Linked DNA regions of Homo sapiens: region 1 is linked to region 2. A link is a loop called in an ENCODE intact Hi-C map of the cell type or tissue named here. Cell type or tissue: Calu3. All regions are shown on one strand. Links, peaks and the distances in the headings refer to the core of each region. The heading gives the core; the rest is flanking DNA. Region 1 has its middle 670 kb from the start of PRELID2. Region 2 has its middle 620 kb from the start of PRELID2.

What was found. Peaks named below come from ENCODE experiments on the same cell type or tissue, not always from the same donor. Only the 100,000 strongest peaks of a DNase experiment are listed, where the experiment ranks them.
Region 1: a loop joins it to region 2, with 2.2 times the contacts of the local background. A loop is called at or near these places in 2 of 110 quality-filtered maps.

The regions. Positions count from the first base shown.
Region 1 is chr5:145,157,957-145,167,783 of GRCh38, forward strand. No RefSeq gene overlaps it. Among named protein-coding and RNA genes, the nearest start is that of PRELID2, 670 kb to the right of the region's middle. In Calu3, for the core only: no CTCF peak of the experiment used is centred there; no DNase peak of the experiment used is centred there.
Region 2 is chr5:145,215,145-145,224,971 of GRCh38, forward strand. No RefSeq gene overlaps it. Among named protein-coding and RNA genes, the nearest start is that of PRELID2, 620 kb to the right of the region's middle. In Calu3, for the core only: no CTCF peak of the experiment used is centred there; a DNase peak (open chromatin) is centred at 5,557.

The DNA.
Region 1 (9,827 bases), core at 1,072-9,071, 57 kb before region 2:
GTAGTTTGACCAACTCTGTTAACCATACTACTATAGTCTCCTTTTTCAGTATTACTCATGTCTAATCCTGATAAGGAGTGAATAGCACATCCATTTGGTGAAGGAATGTGTTACAAGAAACTTGGATGATTGACAATAGCACCAGATGTTAATGCTATGGATTCTTCTTCCAAGAATGGAAACTATCTATTCTGAGATACACAGGGAATAAAGATAGATGTGAAGAGTCCAGGTGGTAATTAACACTCTCCCCACTACTTCTTTACCCAGACTTGCTCAGTTTCTGTTTTCTTAGATGAGGTTAAAAAAAATAGAATAAATCCTCCTTCATTCTGGTTGCAACATATTCTAATTTTAAGGGATCACAGGTTAATTAAATTGATTTAAAAACAACTTTTGGGTACTACCTCAATTAACCTTCCAGGTTTCTTCTCATTCTGCTCCCATTCAGCACTGTCAGTCTGCCAGGGCAAGGGGTTAGCACTCCTCACCTCCTCAGGTAGGAGGGGAGGGTGGGAAGTAGTATTTGCTCCTCAGTTTGATTAGTGGAGCTCATTAGCTGTCACATATAAGGCACTAGAGGTCCATCAGATGAGAACAGCAACACCAGTGACATTTATTACATGGCCATTGTTCACAGGCTGCTTAGAAACCAATTTCCATTCTTACAGATTCTGTCCCCAAAACAGGAGTTCTCCAGGATTCATAAGCAAGCCTGATCAAAATTCTGAGCAAAGAAAAGAAAAAGGAAAAAAAAAAAAAAAGGCCGTAAGATAACCAAAGCACAAAACCAGCCCTGAACACTTAAAGCAGAACTAAAGGAGTCAAGTCGTCAGTTGCTTTTCTTTTTGTTAGCTGAGCCTGGGTGTTGTTTACACAGTTTCAGGAGACTTGCTGTTCTTGTGTTTTCCTGCGATTTCACAAAGTGAATGGGTATCAAAGCTGTTTGGTTGATGGTCCTAACACAGTGGAAACCGACATTGGTTTTCTGAATTGATCACCATATGCTTATCTGTCTGTTTACCTTGCCTGTCCTAAAATGCTTCCGGACAACTGACTTGAAAGAGGACTTGGCCAGACCACACAGTGGGCAGATGTTTCATTTGCAAAAAGATCTCAGTGCAATGAGCCAGGAAATCCTCTGAAAGCATTTCTGCCTTTTAGCAGTGTGGGAAGGCACTTATTTTTTAAAACTTATAAATAAATATCAGCAAATGGCCCTTTTTCTAAATGATATATGGTTTATACAAAGAAATGGATGCTGAATGAATTCAAATTTTTTATAGAGCAAACTATAGTAGTGCAATCCTTTAAACATTGCGTTGATTTCTCATTTGCCCCCAGTGTAGCTGACTTAGTTTCCTTATGTACAATATGAGTGTATTGCACGGTATTTGTAGTCTTTTCTGGCTTGAAATTATTTACCTTTACGATTATGGGTAGTTTCGGACCCACCTTTTTTCTATTATTTTGCGTAACACTCACTCCAACCCTATGAGCTAGGTATTATTATTTCTCCCATTTACAGAGGCATCCACTGAGGTACACTGATGTGAAGTCACTTACTTGCCCAAGGGTACACGGTTAAGTGCTGAAGGCAAGGGGTGAACTCCAGTGGGAGATGTCAGATCCTGCTGGTTTATGCATTCTGCTGCTTCCCAGATCCTCTTTACCTCTAACAATCTATGATTCAAACCTGCAAATCTTTGAGGCAATAAATTGCCAGTTTTCTTTAAATTACTTTAACTTTTGTTTTGCCTGAGGGGTTTTTAACCAAAAACAAAATTCACAATTTATTCCCTGGTCTCCTCCATTCACTTCTGTCTACATAGGCGGTGGCAGTGGCACAAATCCTTAGGATCTCAGGACCACCCACTACACCTGGTTTCTTCTTATATCTCTGAAGAGCAGAGAACTGAACCAGGAACTAATAGGCATTACTGCATTACTTGTAAAGATTTCAAGGAAGTATTTTTAGCTTGGAGGAAAGGTGAGTCAAGAAGTAAAATTTCCTGATAAATATACCTCATAGCAGAGGTTTTCAAACTTGGGAAGGTGTTAGACTCGCATGAGGAGTTGTTAAGCCCATGTTCACAGTCCCTCTCATGGAGACTGATTCAATGTGGGGCTCAGCCACATGAATTTTTATTATGCTTTGAAGGTGATTCTCATGCAACTAGATAAGGTTAAAGAAAAGCTGTCCCAGAGACTCTCTGGAAGGTAACAGCAGAAGAGACAGTTGTTCTGAAAACATTTCCATGGTGTTGTCAAAGTCCTCCCAAAAATTCTTACATTCCTAAGTTTAAATTCAAGGCTGATGTACCCATATTCCTTCTTACCTTCTTTCTCTACTTGGCTATCTCCTAGTTATCTTATATTTAACAGCCAAATATAGAACGTTTTATTTTTTCCCCTGAATGTTTTCCTCCTTCACATGTTCCCCATTCCAATAAATAGCATTGCCAACCACTTGGTTATTAAAATAGTAAATCAGGGCGTCATTCTTGTCTACTCTCTTCCTGCTCATACTTTCGCTTTCCTACTTTCCATCCCTTCCTCTAACTTCTAATCTATTAGCAAAACCCTTTTGTTCTACCTCCAAAATATCTTTTTTTCTTTTATTTTGTTTTTTTCTTTCTTTTCTCCATTGCCGCTACCATCATCTTAGTTCAAGCCAACACCAAATCTCACCTGAATTTCTGAAGTAGTCTTCTCGCTGCTTCTGATTTGACCTCGCCAATTGATCTTCCACAGAGCAGCCAGTGATTTTTAAAATGTATTCATCACGTCTCACTTGAAACACTCTAATGGCCTTTTATTGCAAATGGAATAAAATTCACACTTCTTATCATGCTCTGCAAGTTCACACCTGGCTACATCCTGCCTAGCTCCAGACACATCAGCTTTCTGGGAGTGTGTAGGTTGAGCTTTCCCCCTGCCCGGGGCTGTTGTGCTCACAGTCATCTGCCTACAAGGTTTTCCTTTTGAATCACTCCTTCTGTTCCTCTAGATCACAGTTAAATTGTTACCACATGAGAGAGGCAGCCCCTGACTTCTCTAGACACCCCCTACCTCATTTGTCTCATCCACAAAGCTATTTGTATTTCCCTCATAGCGTGTATCACTATTAAAATGATTTATTTGTTAATTTCCTGCTTCTCCTAATAGAATGTAAGCTCCCTGGAGTTAGCAACTTCATCTGCCTTGGTCTGCTTTGTACCTCAATGCCTAGCTACACACCTTGGCACTTAACAAAGACCTCATAAATATCTGTTGCATTTAAATCAGATATTAGTAAGTTGTTTGAACATTTCCTTCTTTGCAAAATGGAATTATTATGGATATAGGTATCATTCTTCTGGAAGGTATAATTGATCTGGAAAAAGAAAAGGGTCAATTTGTGTGTGGGGTGTTGCCTTTGTTCCTGAAAGTTCCACATAGAAGAATCTTTTAAACTCACATTGACACCATCCATGCTGATTTTGTCTGATCAGAGAGTATTTCCTAACTCACGGCTTTCTCTTCTCAGACAAAAGACAGCTGTTTTCCTGATTCATGGCCCAACCCACTGTGCTCATGGCGGCCCTCCCAGCATGGCTATGGAGGGTCCATTGAACATAATGAAAGGCGCTCAGCTCCAAACAATTACAAAAACAAATGATGATGAACTGCTTCATGCCCTCCTCTGCTGTGTAACTCCTCATCTGCTGTTAGCTTGAAAAGCATCCTGTGGTAGAAATGTGATTGCACTTTCAACAGTCAGACAAAGAAAACACAAGTGGCTTCCTCCAAAGGCTACAAAGAGGGTAATTCTCTTTGTTTAAGTGTTAGACACAAATTAAGTTCAAATTCTCTCAAACAATAAAATGCTACTTTTTTTTCTAGAGCTCATATTTTAAGATTTGCTTAAATATGACTCTCTTTGAAGGTTTATATTTAACCACTTTGCATTTTGAGAGAGAGCTAACTAAGCATGCTCTGCCTCTAAGCCAAAGAGGTTGAGTCAAAAAATAGCAATTAAGAATAGTCTTTGTGTTCGGAATTACTTTTTGGTTGTTGTTATCTTGACCCAATGCATTTTTTTCTTCATCTGCTAGAACATCTTGATTTTGCTTTGGCAAATAATTCTTCCAAAACTCTTAGTCCAAGTGATTTAGCTGGGATAAATCCACCCTGGGTACAAGAATGGAAACAATTCATAAGCTGCATCTATCAGATTGTCTCTCTCTGGAATTTTCATCTTGCTTGGAGTAACTCAAAGGCTGAAACAGTAATATGTGATGGTGAGTCCAAAAGAGATTGTCCATTTGTTTTTGTTACTAAAGCTCCCAGAGGCCCCAGTTTCATGTGCTTTCAGAGACCTACTTCTTAAGCCTCTCTTTCAATTGTATGAGCTATTCTATGTTCTTAAAATTCTTTTAATTATCTGTTGATACATAACATAACACTTCTGAGTTTAGTGGCAATGATTTTATTAAACTTATGGTTCTATAAGTCAGAAATTGGGACACAGCACAGAGGGGATGGCAGGTCTTACTGGATGGCTTGATGAGTTTAAGTTCTGGCTATTAGCTGGATTCCTCACTTCCTCTCCACATCACATCTATTGGGTCTAGAATATATAAGATGGTTTCTTAATTCACATAACTGGCATCTTGGCAGGGTTGGCTGGAATAGCTGGGGCTGTCTGGCCATCTCTTTTTCTCCATATGCCCCCTCACATGATGAGTTTGCCTTCCCCACAGCACATCAATTCACAGAATAGTCCAACTTCTTACATAATGGTTGACTTTCATTCAAGCAGGTGTACCAAAAGTCCAAGGTGCAAAATCTCTTCTAAGTATGCCTCAGCAGTCAAATAGCCTTTATTTTGTTGAACTGCATTAGTTACAAGTGAGTCACAGAATGAGTCCAGGTTAAAGGGGAGATAACTTCACAAGAACATGAGTAGTTGGCAATGTGGTTCTTTCAGGTGTCTTTGGAGACTATCTAACACATCAGTAAATTCCTTTGGAACTTCAGTTTTGTTTCTTACAACTACATGACTCCAATTTTCCCAATCCATACCATGTTTTGGGGAATCTGTGATAGTGTTTCTCAGATTTTAAATTTCACATAACGAAACTAAAAATATTGCATCCTTACATTGGGTTATCACTTTTGAATTTTGCAAGTAAAAATATTAAAATATATATAATCTATTATCATTTAGTAAACAAAAGGAGATTTAATACTAAAATGTAGGGGAACCTAAACTCATAATGAGGAATAATCTGTTCATTTCTTTCTTTTAGGAAAAATGAACAATAAACAATAATCAGCTCATTTATTTCTTTTAGAAACAATTCTTGTATTGTATTGTATTGTATTGTATTGTATTGTATTGTATTGTATTGTATTGTATTGTATTGTACTGTATTGTATTGTATTTTTTGAGACAGGGTCTTGCTCTGTCACCCAGGCTGGAGTGCAGCGGTGAGATGTTAGCTCTCTGCAACCTTCACCTCGGGGGTTCAAGCAGTTCTTGTGCCTCAGTCACCCAAGTAGCCAGGATTACAGGCATGATTGCCACCAAGCTCAGCTAATTTTTGTATTTTTAATAGAGACGGTGTTTTGTGATGTAATTCATGTATTTTAAATGGAAAAAACAAGCTTTCTGAAAAAACTCATATTTTCTTTCTTACATTGTTTAGAACAGTGGAAACTTTTTCTCTGGTTAGCAATAGTCTGCTGAAGTACTTTGGAAAACTAGAAGTGAAATGCCAAAGTGCATGATCCTTACAGGTTACCACAAGATAAAGATACAGATAAAGTCACAAGGATACAGATAAAGGCACTAGATACAGATAAAGGTACAAGGAGAATGGTGGTGTGGGAAAGCCATAATGGAGAAGGCAGGGAGGCAGAGGAGGCAGGAACTCATTAAGGGTGGGAGAACAAAGAAGATGACAGAAAGGAAAAAGGACAGATATTTGTTGAAATTTGCTAATGCCAGAAGTTTTAGATGTATTTAATTTAATCTTCATCACAGTACTCTGATGTAAGAATACATGCCCCATTTAAAGATAAGGAAATAAGTTCAGAAAGCTTGAGCAAAGTCCTCAAGCTGTTAAGTGGCTGAATTAGGACGTGGATCAGGTTTGGTCTGAGGCCAAGGATTATTCCACAGTAATGAAGAATCCTGGAAGTGAGTTAAGCATCCAGACGTACAATGAATATGTAAGATACGTGAACTGAGCATCTATTGTGGTCTAGGGACAGAGGCTACAATAATGAAAAAAGACAGACATGTTTACCTCCAGGAAATGTGTAGTTTAGCATTGGATGATAGACAATGTAGTAGTAGTTACATGGCATTGTGATGAGTGCCATTGGGGAATGTGGAATCAGAATTCAAGAAGCTTTTAGAGCTAATCAGTGGTCCTCACTCTAATCAGGAGAGTCAAGAAAGGCTTCCCAGAGGAAAAAAGTATATATAGAGGTTAGCTAGGTGAAGAAGGAGTGTCTTTGGTGGGGCTGCAGGAGTCATAGGAAGGGGCTTTTCTGGAAAAATGGAGAAATCTGGAGCTAAGAAGTGGCAAGATAACTTTGAGGAGCTCCATGCAATTCAGTATGGTGAGAGTTAAGTGCCCGAGAGCCTGGACTAGTGGACATGGAGCGTTAGGCAGGTACTAGCTCAAGACAGGCTAGGGAACCATGATTGTTTTCCATTCTGTCTAATGCTGAAAGTGGGAGGTGTGCTGTTGTTTTGCTTTTGCTGCAAGGACTCCTTTTGACAGCCCATAAAGCAATGATGGATGCCAAAAATAATACTTCTCGGCTTTTGTCACCTTGCTATATATTTTCCATACATTCTTAAGGGAAAATTTGAGTCACCAGCCATTAATAAACTTATAAGTATACTTGAGTGGTTCTGAGAAGAGCCGGTTATCTCCATTTCTTTGTCTCAGATTTTTGGTGAAATATTTTAATGTTTGCATGACCTTTAATCAAACATACTGCACTAGATCTCAGTAAATTACTGCCTTCCTGTAAGTACTGTGGGCAGCGGCAAGGGGGGAGGGGAGGAACATAAAAGTACCATTAAAAAAAAGTCATCTTTTCATTTTTTTTTCTCCATGCAGTTTTTATTCCTGCCAGTCAAGAGTTTCTCTCTCTCTCTTTTTTTTTTCTTGTGCCTATGGAAATTAGGCAGGCTTTTATTAGCAATAAAAAACTTCCAAGTTATCTTCTTTCTGGGTCTAATGTATTTCCTACAGCCCTTCTCAGGCTATAAAAGGATTAAGTTCCTTGAAATCTCTAGTTCTTAATCATCACTAGCTCATTAACATCACCCTTCTCTGATGGGCAGTGACACTGACCCAAAAACCAGGGTATATCTTCAAGTAAGTTTCTAAGTGAAGAAAACTAAACACTTTTTTATTAGATGCTGGTCAATCTAACTTTAAGGAATAAGAATTGCGTTCCTCTATTAGCTAGGACTCTTTTGGTTTCAAGTGATAGAAATCAACTCAATCTGGCTTAAGCAAAAAATATAAATAAAGAAATAAGGACATTTATCGGTTTTGACAATGAGGGAATCCAGGAGTGCTCTGGCTTCAGGTCTGATTGGGTCCAGGCCCTCAAATTATAACACTAGAGCTTATATCCCTATCTTCTGGGTCTGCTTTGCTCTGTGTTTGCTTCAATTTTAGAATGTTCTAACCATGTGATGATTGTATTGTGGTCTATGGACACAATATTCTTACTTGCTGGCATAGAGCTTGTGAAGGTAGAATTTGCATCCACTGTCTTAGAAATTATATAGACTAAGAGGTAGTAGGAATATCTTGGAATATCAAGATTTTATTACCAGAATAAAGGGGAATAGACAACAGAGAGGAGGAAATGACAGATTTCCCTATACAATTACTTTTTTAAAGTAGTTTTAGGATTTATGATACATAAAATACAATAAAACCATCCTTTCATTTCACAGACAAGACAAGGCCTCATAATTCAGCCATTGTACTTTTGAGGTCCCAGGATTACAGATGCTGTGATAGATTCATGTGTAGAGTTCTACAGGTTTCATAGGAGAATTTTCTCTAAATAGAGCAAGGTTATTAAATAATGCAGTAATTACTTTGTCTCATTTTTCTTAGCCACATTGCTAATATTTTCATAAGGATGATATAGTTCTGATTTGGGAAGGAGAAAAGTCCAATAAATCCCAACTTTCCAGCCCAATTACATTTCCTTTAGCAGCTTTTCTGTGCCTAAAAGGAATCCATTATCTTTTGCCTCATTAAGCACGTCTACATATAACACAAGAGCATTTTCTGGTAAGTGTACCTAAAACTCCGCAGGATGTCCATCAAGACCCGAGGTTCTGCCTGTAGAGGGATGCATAATGGTTCATTTTAGCTTTACTGGAGTGACAGGCACTTTATTGTCGTCATTACTCATTGAAAGACTGAACACTCAAAATATTGCCATTTCTGCAGCTTAAGCAATACCAAAGGGAAGTTGGATTCTTCTTATTAAAAACAATGTAACGCCTTCATAATAGTCTTTGACTTAAATAGGTGTCTGTATCCTATGGCATAACACAATTGATGTTTTAAGGTCTTCACTTACAGGAAGCAAAGACTGTCTCCCTATACTTCCCTAAATTTACGATGCACAACCATGTTTATTGCAGCACTATTTGCAGCACTCAAAATTAGAAAGCAGTCTAAGTCTCTATCAACAGACAAATGGATAAAGAAAATATGGTACATTTGCACAATAAAGTACTATTTGGTCATAAAAAAAGAATGAGATCTTGGCATTTATAACAACATGAGTAGAACTGGAGGTCATTATGTTAAGTGAAATAAGCCAGGCACAGAAAGACAAATTTTTCATGTTCTCACTTATTTGTGGGAGCTAAAAATTAAAGCAATTGAACTCATAGAAATAGAGAGTAGAACAGTGGTTACCAGAGGCTGGATGGTGTAGTGAGGAGTGAGTGGGAGAAATGGGGATAGATAATGGGTACAAAAATAGAGTTAGACAAAAAATAAAATAAAATCTAGTATTTGATAACATAACAGGTGACTATAGTCAACAATATTTTCTTGTATACTTAAAAATAACTAAGTATAATTGGATTGTTTGTAACACAAAGAAAGAATAAGTGCTTGAGGTGATGAATGTCCCATTTACCCTGATGTGATTATTATGTACTGCATCCCTGTATCAAAATACCTCATGTACCCCATACATATATACACCAGGATCCATAAAAATTTAAAAGCTGAAAAAAATCGGCCAGACATGGTGGCTCCCACCTGTAATCCCAGCACTTTGGGAGGCTGAGGTGGGCAGATCACCTGAGGTCAGGAGTTTGAGACCAGCCTGGCCAACATGGTGAAACACCATCTCTACTAAAAATACAAAAATTAGCCAGGCGTGGTGGCGGACGCCTGTAATCCCAGCTACCCGGGAGGCTGAGGCAGGAGAATCGCTGGAACCCAGGAGGCAGAGGTAGCAGTGAGCCAAGATTGCATCATTACACTCCAGCCTGGATGACAGAGCAAGACTCCATCTCGAAAATAAATAAATAAATAAATAAAACTTAAAAAATTAATTAGTTCTTGTTTATTATATAATTGAGTTAGAGAAAGAGCTGAAGGCTACCGATTCTGCAACCTTCCCCACTGATTCCTTCAAGCAGAAAATTGGTTTCACTAATAAACAACAATATTATGAGAAAAAAAACAACTTTCATACCTAGTATCCTTACAAACCAGGATAAAAACTGCCCTTCATTCCCTCCTTCAGAGCATGGACAGATGGAGGTT
Region 2 (9,827 bases), core at 975-8,974:
ATATACAAACGGCCAACAAACATATGAAAAAATCCTCAAAATCACTATCAGATAAATGCAAATCAAAACCACAATGAGATATCACCTTACTCCTGCAAGAGTGACCATAATTTAAAAATTAAAAAAAAAACAACAGGTGTTGATGTGGATGTGGTGAAAATGGAACATTTTTACCATGTTGGTGGGAATGTAAATTAGCACAGCCACTGTGAAAAACAGTGTGGAGATTCCTTAAAGAACTAAAAGTAGAACTACCATTGTATCCAGCAATCCCACTACTGGGTATCTACCCAGAGGAAAATAAATCATCATATGAAAAAGACTCTTGCACAGGCATGTTTATAGCAGCACAATTCACAACTGCAAAAACATGACACCAACCTAAATGCCCATCAACCAACGAGTGAATAAATAGAATGTGGTACATATATACTGTGGAATACTACTCAGCCATACCAGGAAACAAAATAATGGCACTTGCAGCAACCTGAATGGAGTTGAAGACCATTATTCTAAGTGAAGTAGTTCAGGAATGGTAAACTAAACATCGTATGTTCTCACTCATAAGCGGGAGCTAAGCTATAAGGTGGCAAAGGCATAAGAATGATAGAATGGACTTTGGGGAGTTGGGGGAAGAATGGGAGTGAGGTGAGAAATACAAGAGTACACATTGAGTACAGTGTACACTGTAAAATATTTATAATTTATTCCAAAGAAAAAATAATGTATCAATATTTGCTCATTAATTTTAGCAAATGTACCACAGTAATGTAAGATGTTAATAACAGGTTAAATTATGAAGTGGGGGTGAGGGGATAGAATGATATTGGAACTTCGTATACTATATGCTCAATTTTTATTTATTTATTTTCATTTTTATTTGTATTTTTTGAGACAGAGTCTCACTTTGTTGCCCAGGCTGGAGTGTGGTATGGTGATCTTGGCTCACTGCAACCTCTGCTTCCCAGGTTCAAGCAATTCTCCTGCCTCAGCCTCCCAAGTAGCTGGGACTGCAGGCATGCACCACCACACCCAGATAATTTTTGTATTTTTAGTAGAGATGGGGTTTTGCCAAGTTGGCCAGGCTGGTCTCGAACTCCTAACCTCAGGTGATCCACCAGCCTCAGCCTCCCAAAGTGCTGAGATTACAGGCGTGAGCCACCGCACCCGGCCTATATATGCTCAATTTTTATTTCAATCTAAAACTCGCTAAAAGAATATATTAATTTTAAAAATAAAAAATATTTCATAAAAGCTAAAACATCCAGTGGTGAAAATAAATTGTAATATGAAAAACTGGCCAATTAATGTGAAGAGAACAGGAAAGAAGAAAAAAAAAAAGATTTTAAAAGAGCAAGATAATGAGTTTAAACCTAACTATATAATAATTGCATTATAAGTAAATAATTTGAACTCTCCAATTCCTTGCCACCATGACTGACTGCTTCTCTGTAATTTTACATACTTTCTTATATGATTCCATCTACTCTTCTGGGTTAAATCCACTTGCATGATTGTAATACCCAGATTCTGAGTACTATCTCTAAAAGGAAGATTAGGTCATAGTCCTACTTAAAAACTTTATGTTGTATTAATAAAGAGAGGAAAGTACATTTTATTATACTCTCATGGAACCTCTAATAGCATATCATTGTTTATATTAATACTGCCAGAGCTTAATATACAATGAAAATTTCTCAGAAATCAGAGAATAGGTTTTATACGGATTTTCCCTAGGACTTTATATTAGGTGCTCAATAAATACTTGTTGGTTATTTTATCTACTAGTAAATGTATAAGAATCTCATTGCTGCAACTGGCCAGGTGCAAAAATTACAGACTCACAAGCTTTTTTATTTTGGCCCTCCAATTCTTGTAAAACTAGAAAGGAAAACAAAACAAAAATCTCTGACCTATAATCATGTCTTCTGGTAGAAGTGAAAATAAGTATATTATGCATGGTTGACTATCACTTTCATAAAATAAAAATTTATTTAAAAAAGAATTCACTCCTATAAATCTCTTACTTACAATCAGAAAACAAAATCCTTTTAATTATATGTCTATGTCATCAATTCAGGGATATGCATGTTCCTTACATTTCACTTAGTTTAATGCACTAGTATTAATTACAATTTAAGATTAACTCATTCTCCACAAAATCAAAGGTCTGAAAGAGAATAATTTTATTTATTTGCTTCATATTATCAGAAGTATTTACTACTCGAACAGTGAGCAAAATGGTTTACTATAAGGTTGAGGCTATTATTCATTTAGAATTGAGGTGAAGATACAATACTTTGTAGGCAAAAAAAGCAATTTAGTAAGACTGTTCCAGGCCGGGCGCGGTGGCTCACGCCTGTAATCCCAGCACTTTGGGAGGCCGAGGCGGGCGGATCACGAGGTCAGGAGATCGAGACCATCCCGGCTAAAACGGTGAAACCCCGTCTCTACTAAAAATACAAAAAATTAGCCGGGCGTAGTGGCGGGCGCCTGTAGTCCCAGCTACTTGGGAGGCTGACGCAGGAGAATGGCATGAACCCGGGAGGCGGAGCTTGCAGTGAGCCGAGATCCCGCCACTGCACTCCAGCCTGGGCGACAGAGCGAGACTCCGTCTCAAAAAAAAAAAAAAAAAAAGACTGTTCCATCTCATTTAGATTTCAATAATGTATTTTTATTAAATAATGGGGGAAAAAAACACTGTGAATGAAAAGGCATCAATAACCTCGTCCACTATTTTGGTTAAGGGAATTCAAAATGTAATTTTTCCCCAAGATTGCTGTTAACATCTGCCATTTATAGTCTTTTAGCATGGTGCTCTATGATTTTTAATGATTTGACTTCAAAAAAACAACAGTTACTCTTTTCTAATCAGAAAAGCAATACATATTTTTGTTACACAATTTGGAAAATGCAAAAACTATTAAGAAGAAAATGAAAATCGCCTGTTATCCTATCACCCTGAGGAGTTTTTGTAGCATTTCATGCATATGTATGTGTACTTTGCCACACAAGGATCATGCTGCATAGCAGCCAAGAATTCAAATGCCAGGAAGGTGACATCCACGAGTGCAACAGGTCAGGGGTAATGGTCAGGAGTGCTGCGGAGTGTGGCCAGCTGGAGAACACCTGCCAGGTCTAGGGTCCCAGCCTTCCCAACTCCAGCTGATTGCTGCTCCCAGGTGGTATGCCATGAATGCTACCCAATATCTAGGATTTTAGAAAGGACCTGAACATACAGTTGTTTAAAAGTAAAATATCCTAACTTTTAAATATTGGAAATGAATTTAAATAATTAACACCATGTGTGGCAAACTAAACAAATCTACAGACGAGATTCCACCAAGGAGTTCATCTACCACTTCTACATTTATGCCTTCCTTTCCTACCTTTTTCACTTCATTTTACCAACTGAGCATTTCCCACATCATTAAACAGTCTTTGTAATTGTAAACAATAACTTTTATGGAAATTCAGGATTATATAACAGGCATATGCCATTATTTATACTAACACATCCCTAATATTTGGAGATTATATTGTTTCCTTTCTGTTATTCTTACTAATGCTGTGATGAACATTGTTATACACGAACCTTTGTGTAAAACTCTACATCTGTACTATTAACTTCTAACAGGCACATTACTAGTTCAAAATACAGTGACATCTTAGAGGTAAATGTAACTAAATTGCTTTCAAAATCATTACACAAATTTCTAGTCCCACAGCAATGTTTTTAAGAACACTATACCTCTGGCAGCCTTAATATTATTTTGTATTATATTTTGTTTTTAATTGTAGAAATTTAACAGATGAAAATGACGTCTTAATGGCACTTTTTAATTTACTTAATAATGTTGGGGATTAGACTTTGAGCTAGGCACACTGAGAACATTTTTCTCTCTCCTGGAATTACTATATTTCATAAAACAATAACAACTTATGAGGAAAACAATTACCCAGACAAAACAGTTGTTCATTAATAATTACCTTACCATGAACTAAGTGTAAGTCACCTTGCCAGAATGCAGTTTAATATTTATACACATTCCATTTCTTTCATTTATTCAGCTTTGGGGACTGATTAAACCAAGAAACAGCTAAGGAAAACTACTATGTTTTTGAAGAGTAAATGACAATGCATATTTCAAAGCGTAAATTTCTCTTGCTTTGCAGGGCCAATACATTTCAGCAAAATTGGCTATAAAGTGAGTCATGTTTCCCTACAGATTTTTGATATAAAATCAGCAATATGTTGTTTTAGCAAGAAAAAAATGACAAACTTGAGTAACAAAAATAGCTTCAGTATAAATAAAGATTACCAGGTTGTGGCATGTTATATAGATTCATTTGTTCATTCAACAGATATTTGAGAGCCTACCATGTTCCAGGCCTCATGTCAGGGACTGTGGATTCAACAGACAGACACTAAGACTATATGTCATACCTTATAGCGCTTTTCTAGCTGCAAGTTCACGCCTCACCGGAGGGACTTGTGTCTCATGCAATGGGCCAACTTTGGTGTCATTTTGTCCCCAGTTTCCAGGATGAGTTGCCTTCCTCCTATGCTCCAATTGTGACGTATAATACAATTAACATGCAACGGTGCAGTTTGCAGGCTGTGTCTGTATGCAGTACATGTCATGTACTCATAGATGAAGAAGTTGATTTCATTAGGCACTCTATCATTTTGTAAATTTGATTTGGCTAAATAAATTTTCTTGTAATAAAGAATACTTTATCTTATCTAAGGACTTATTCCTAATGTTCCCATATTCGCCTGTTAGTACAAGACATTATAGATGCTGAGAAGTGAAAATGGTCAAGCTTTTATAGGCCCTGCTTTATGGGGCTTGCATTATATTAGGGGATTCAGACTCCCAAAAAAGTGAATAAACAAATTAATTAATTACATGTTATCATTTTAAGTGCTCTAAAAAGTAAGCCTACTTTAGGTGGGATAGCCAGAAAAAGCATTCCTGAGAATATTAAATGGTATTCAGGTGCCTCACATGTGAAGGCTGGGGGTAATGGTGTTCCAGATGGATTATCAAGTCCAAAGGTGCTGAGGCAGGACAAAAAAAAAAGAAAAAGACTGCTATACTTTTAAAACAAAGGGCCAGCATAGTTAGAGTACAATGGGAAAGGAGAGAGAGACAAGAAATGCATCAGGAGAGGTACATAGAGACCAGACTCTTCAGGAACTTATAGCTCATGGTAAGGAATTTAGACTTATTATAGGTGAAATGAAAAGCCACAGTAATAGAAAAAAAGCTGTAAAAGGCACACACAAAAATTCGATGGTGTTTGGGGGTAAGGAGTAGCACTAATGATTTCCCGGGACTGAAGTTGTAACAGAGACATAGGACTGACTAAATTTCACCAGTTGTAGTATAAGAATGGGTATTTTTTAAAGATAAAAGACAAACTATACCCAAGATTAAAAGAAAAGTTAGGCATGTTATGAACGAACAAAAGAACCGTAAGAGTATGTGAGTAGGTAGCATGTGACTGCACGAGAAAGACTTGCAGAACTTGTTTCCAGGGGAATGGGGGGCAGAGAAGTTTGCCAAGAAGGTGATGCAGAATATGAGCACTAGAATTGTAAAAGTCTCCACCGTAGGCAATACCTGTACAGGCAATTCTGCTGTGAACATATCCCCTGAGTATACTGAGAGATGTCTCTACACATATCAATACATACATGTATATATAATATCTGTTATATACATATATACACACACATATATCTATATCTGTTGATTTACCACATTGCATAGCAACCACACTGCAGAAATTTGAGTCAAGTTTGTGTTACTAAAACAAAAACATACCCTTTATACTACAACTACCAGATAATGGAGAAATATGTGTATTCACTCAGCAACACAAATATATACCAGGCTCACTGTACAATGATGAACACAAAAAGACTTGGTCCCTTTTTTCATGGGCCTTGTAATCTAATAAGATAGACAACCAAAAAATTAGACAAATAAATATAAAATTGCCTGCCATTGTGATAAATGCTTCACGGGAAAGTTACAAGGAGATACTGAGCATATATAACAGTGAGAGCTATACTAGACTGCAGGCGAGTAATGATTGACTTCCTTGTGTAAGTGACATCCGAGCTGAGAACTGTACAATGTGTAAAAGTAAAATAGGGAAGAGCAAGATTGTTGGAAAAGATAAGGGGACATGTGTTTCTTATAGCATGAGGAATGATTCTCTGAGAGACAAGAATACCAGAATAAAAAGAATAAAGAGAAAGGGGAAAGAACTGTGAAGGATGAGGTTGGAAGGATATATAGGGCCTATATTTTTATACATACATGGCAATATCAACTTTTACTGAAATCTTTTTCTGAACTATGTACCATTCTAAACATTTTACTTGTATTACTCACTTGAGACAAAACCTTATAAAGGAGGCACTATTATTTTCCACAGTTAGCTGATAAGGAAACAGAGCCCACAGAGATAAAGCTTCAGCTAGGAAATGGTAGAGCCAGGCTTTGAAGCCAGGAAATCTCTTTTCACAGTCAACTCTCTTCATCAGTACTCCATAAGGGCTTCTCCAACTTAGAAAACTACTGAAGAGTAGTGTCTGTGGGCTGCTGTTTATCACTCAACCTCTCTGTGCTTGTTTCTCCATGATGGACTAAACGCGTACAACAGTCTGACTTCTTGTGGGGATTTAAAAAATCAGTATACATAAAGCACTTAAAATAGTGCCTGGCATATAATGAGTAGTATAAGATGCCATTTAACATGTTACCTGTTGTTGTGGTGGTGGTTGTTTCTGTTGTTTTGGATAATAATATAAAGTTGGATGTGTGTGACTTGGTTTGATTTAAGTTTTCAAACAGTCACTCCAACTACATTGAGAAGAGTGGATTGGAGGCAGGCATGCAAGTAAAAAGAGGATCATTTATGAAGACACTCTATTGTCTAGGAATTAGATGGTGGTAGTATGGGCTAGGGTGGAAGAACTGAATATGAAGAGGATTGAATGGGGTGAATAAATATAAAGTGGTCAGGACTTGTTAAGAATTGGCCGCTAGGGAGGAAGACAGAGTTTGGGGTGTTGAGGATAGCTATCCAGGCTGGTGTGGTGCTTCTGTCCACTGAGGGTGGGAATAACGGATCGATACAGGTTTGGGGAAAAAGATCCCAAGTTTGATTTTGAATCTGCTGAGTTTAAAGACTTTGATATGTCTAAGAAGAGATATATAATTATCAATTTCTATACTGCTTAACTCTAAATAAAGGACACAAAGCTACTTACAAGGTACAAATTGATGAGTCCTATGTACCAGAAACTTCAGTGTATGTTTTACATGCCTTATTTCACAACAACCCATGAGTGTTTATTATTCCTCACGTTTTTCAGACAAGTGTTCACTTACCCTGGGGCCTCAATAGTCTTACTTCTAGTACTATCAGAAAATTTAGTCACAAACCCAGTGTAAGTTATCAGGCTAATTCTTGCATATAGCAGTAAACACATGGAGTTTACAGTGTAATGAAAAAGGCAAGCATTAAACAGGTGAATTAAACAGTGATGAGTGCTATGAAAAAAAGTTGAATGTGTTATAGGAATATGGAGTGGAAGATCTAGGTTCATCAGGCAGAGGAGAAATCAGGGAAGGCTTCCTTGAGGAAGTGACAACCAAGCTGAGACCTGAAAGACAAGAAGCATTTAGACATATGAAAGGGTTGGGTAGGGAGAAAGGAAGAATAATCAAGTAGGGAACATCAGGTTGTGTGAAGATTCAGATTCCATAGAGGATATGGCAGATCAAGGATCTGAAAGAATGTCAATTTGACAGGAGCAGAATGAAAAAAGTAAAAGCACAAATGTGGCTGAAGAGGTAGGTGGGGACTGGATTATATCAGACCTTACAGCCACTTGAGGGAGTCTGGACTTTTTCTTAAAGACAATGGGGAAGAAACAGTAAAAGATTTAAGATATTTTAGGAAATTTCTCTGCCTAGGGGACATCGCAGCTCCTTCATAGCTCCTTGCTATTTTGAAATAAGCAACTTACTTTTGATAGCCTTATTGGAAGGGAAAAGAGTAGGAACTACAAACTCCTTGTGGTTCTCTCTCTGTCTTTCCCTTTCTATTTTTGTATCTATCATTTCTCTACATTCTTATTACCTGCATGTTGCCTGCTCTTCCTTTTGGTTTTATTTTTTAAATGTTGCTATCCAGAGAAACACCTCCAATCTCTGTATGGATTCAGGTCTTTACCCTCTTCCATCCCAATTTCTGTGGTCCTTTCTCTATTATACCACTAGCAATAAAATTGGGACTCTTTAGTCTGAAAACATGTCTGTTTTCAGTCAAAAGAGAAAAGCCTGTTTGCTTGGTGAATGTCTTCTTTATTTTAACAAACTTGAGTCTAAACTGGCAAATATGGTTTTAAACATTAGGAAAATGTCGCATGTCATCTTAAATATCTAATGGAAGTCTAAACATGGTTAACACACACACATACACACACACACACACACACACTTTATTATTATATGTTGGCCATTCCTAGAATCTCCATAGAGTGTTTGGTCAAAATGTAATCAGCCCAGAGCACACCATTCTGGCTGTGACAGGAATTAAGCACGTGTCAGCATAAGCCATGAAACAATATACAATCACAGTTCAGAAATAAGCATTTATGGTATTGAATACTGTGAATGCAATCCCTCACATTTCTCTTTTCAATTATGAAAAATGCTACAGAAGTATGTTAAAGTAGTAGTGATTGAAATATGTTTTAGTTCTAGTTATTAACATAATTCTACCCAAGAAAAGTGGGCCTGCGAACCAAGAGCTTCTCCTTATATTTCCTCAAGTAGTAACACTTCTGAGTACCTGTACTTCTTTAATTCCCTTTTTGAGAAGAAACGAGACTAACTGTTGACCGTCACTTGGGGTAAGCCAAGAGGTGTTGTCTTCCCACTCTTACTTTACCACCAAGTCGCACAAACCCACAAAGATGAAACAGATGAAAATAGGGGTACATTTTCAAGGATTCTATGAATATTAATAGATATTAATATGGAAAAATTATTGGAAAATTAATATGAAAAATTATTAATATGGGAAAATATTAATATGGAAAATCGGAGTTCTGTGACCGTTGATGGCTTTCATTAACAGATATCTGAGTCACCTAAGCAGTCTTCAATCCCCTTGCCATGATAATTACTCAGGAGCCAAAAAGAGAGTGGGGGGGGAAGTATTTGATCTGCAGTTTACAGAACCATTCATGTTTATTAGAACTGACTTAGTGAATATTTTTATAGAATCTTGTATGAGGTTTTTATTTCAGTTACTTTTTTCTGTGTTAGGTGACTGAGTCAGACAAATGGAGGCTTAGAGCAACACTCTACTTAAACAGAGCTCTGGAGCCTTGACATAATCTGAAAACAGATGCAGGGTTGATCACAGAGGAGGGTCAACTCAGCTGGCAGTTTCCAGATGCAGAATAAAGGGGACAGATGGGACTCACCCTTCCATTGTCCATCTGACCCTGATGGGATGCTGACAAGAATGTTAATGCAGAAGTCTGTTCAGCTTCACTGCACCCTAAATTCATACTCATTTATATGAATTCCTATCTTAAGAAACAAAATAAGGCATCAATAGCTAGCATTCTGCCATCAGCCTTGACTGAAAGATAAGTTCTGCTGTAGTCTAGCCCAAAGAACTGGCCCATGCATGTGGACAGCCAAGGGTAAGTCTTGAAATCTTCCTTCAACCTCCTTCTTAGACCCTGGTGCCTTCCCAGACACTGGTGTTGGTCTGGGGAAGGTCAA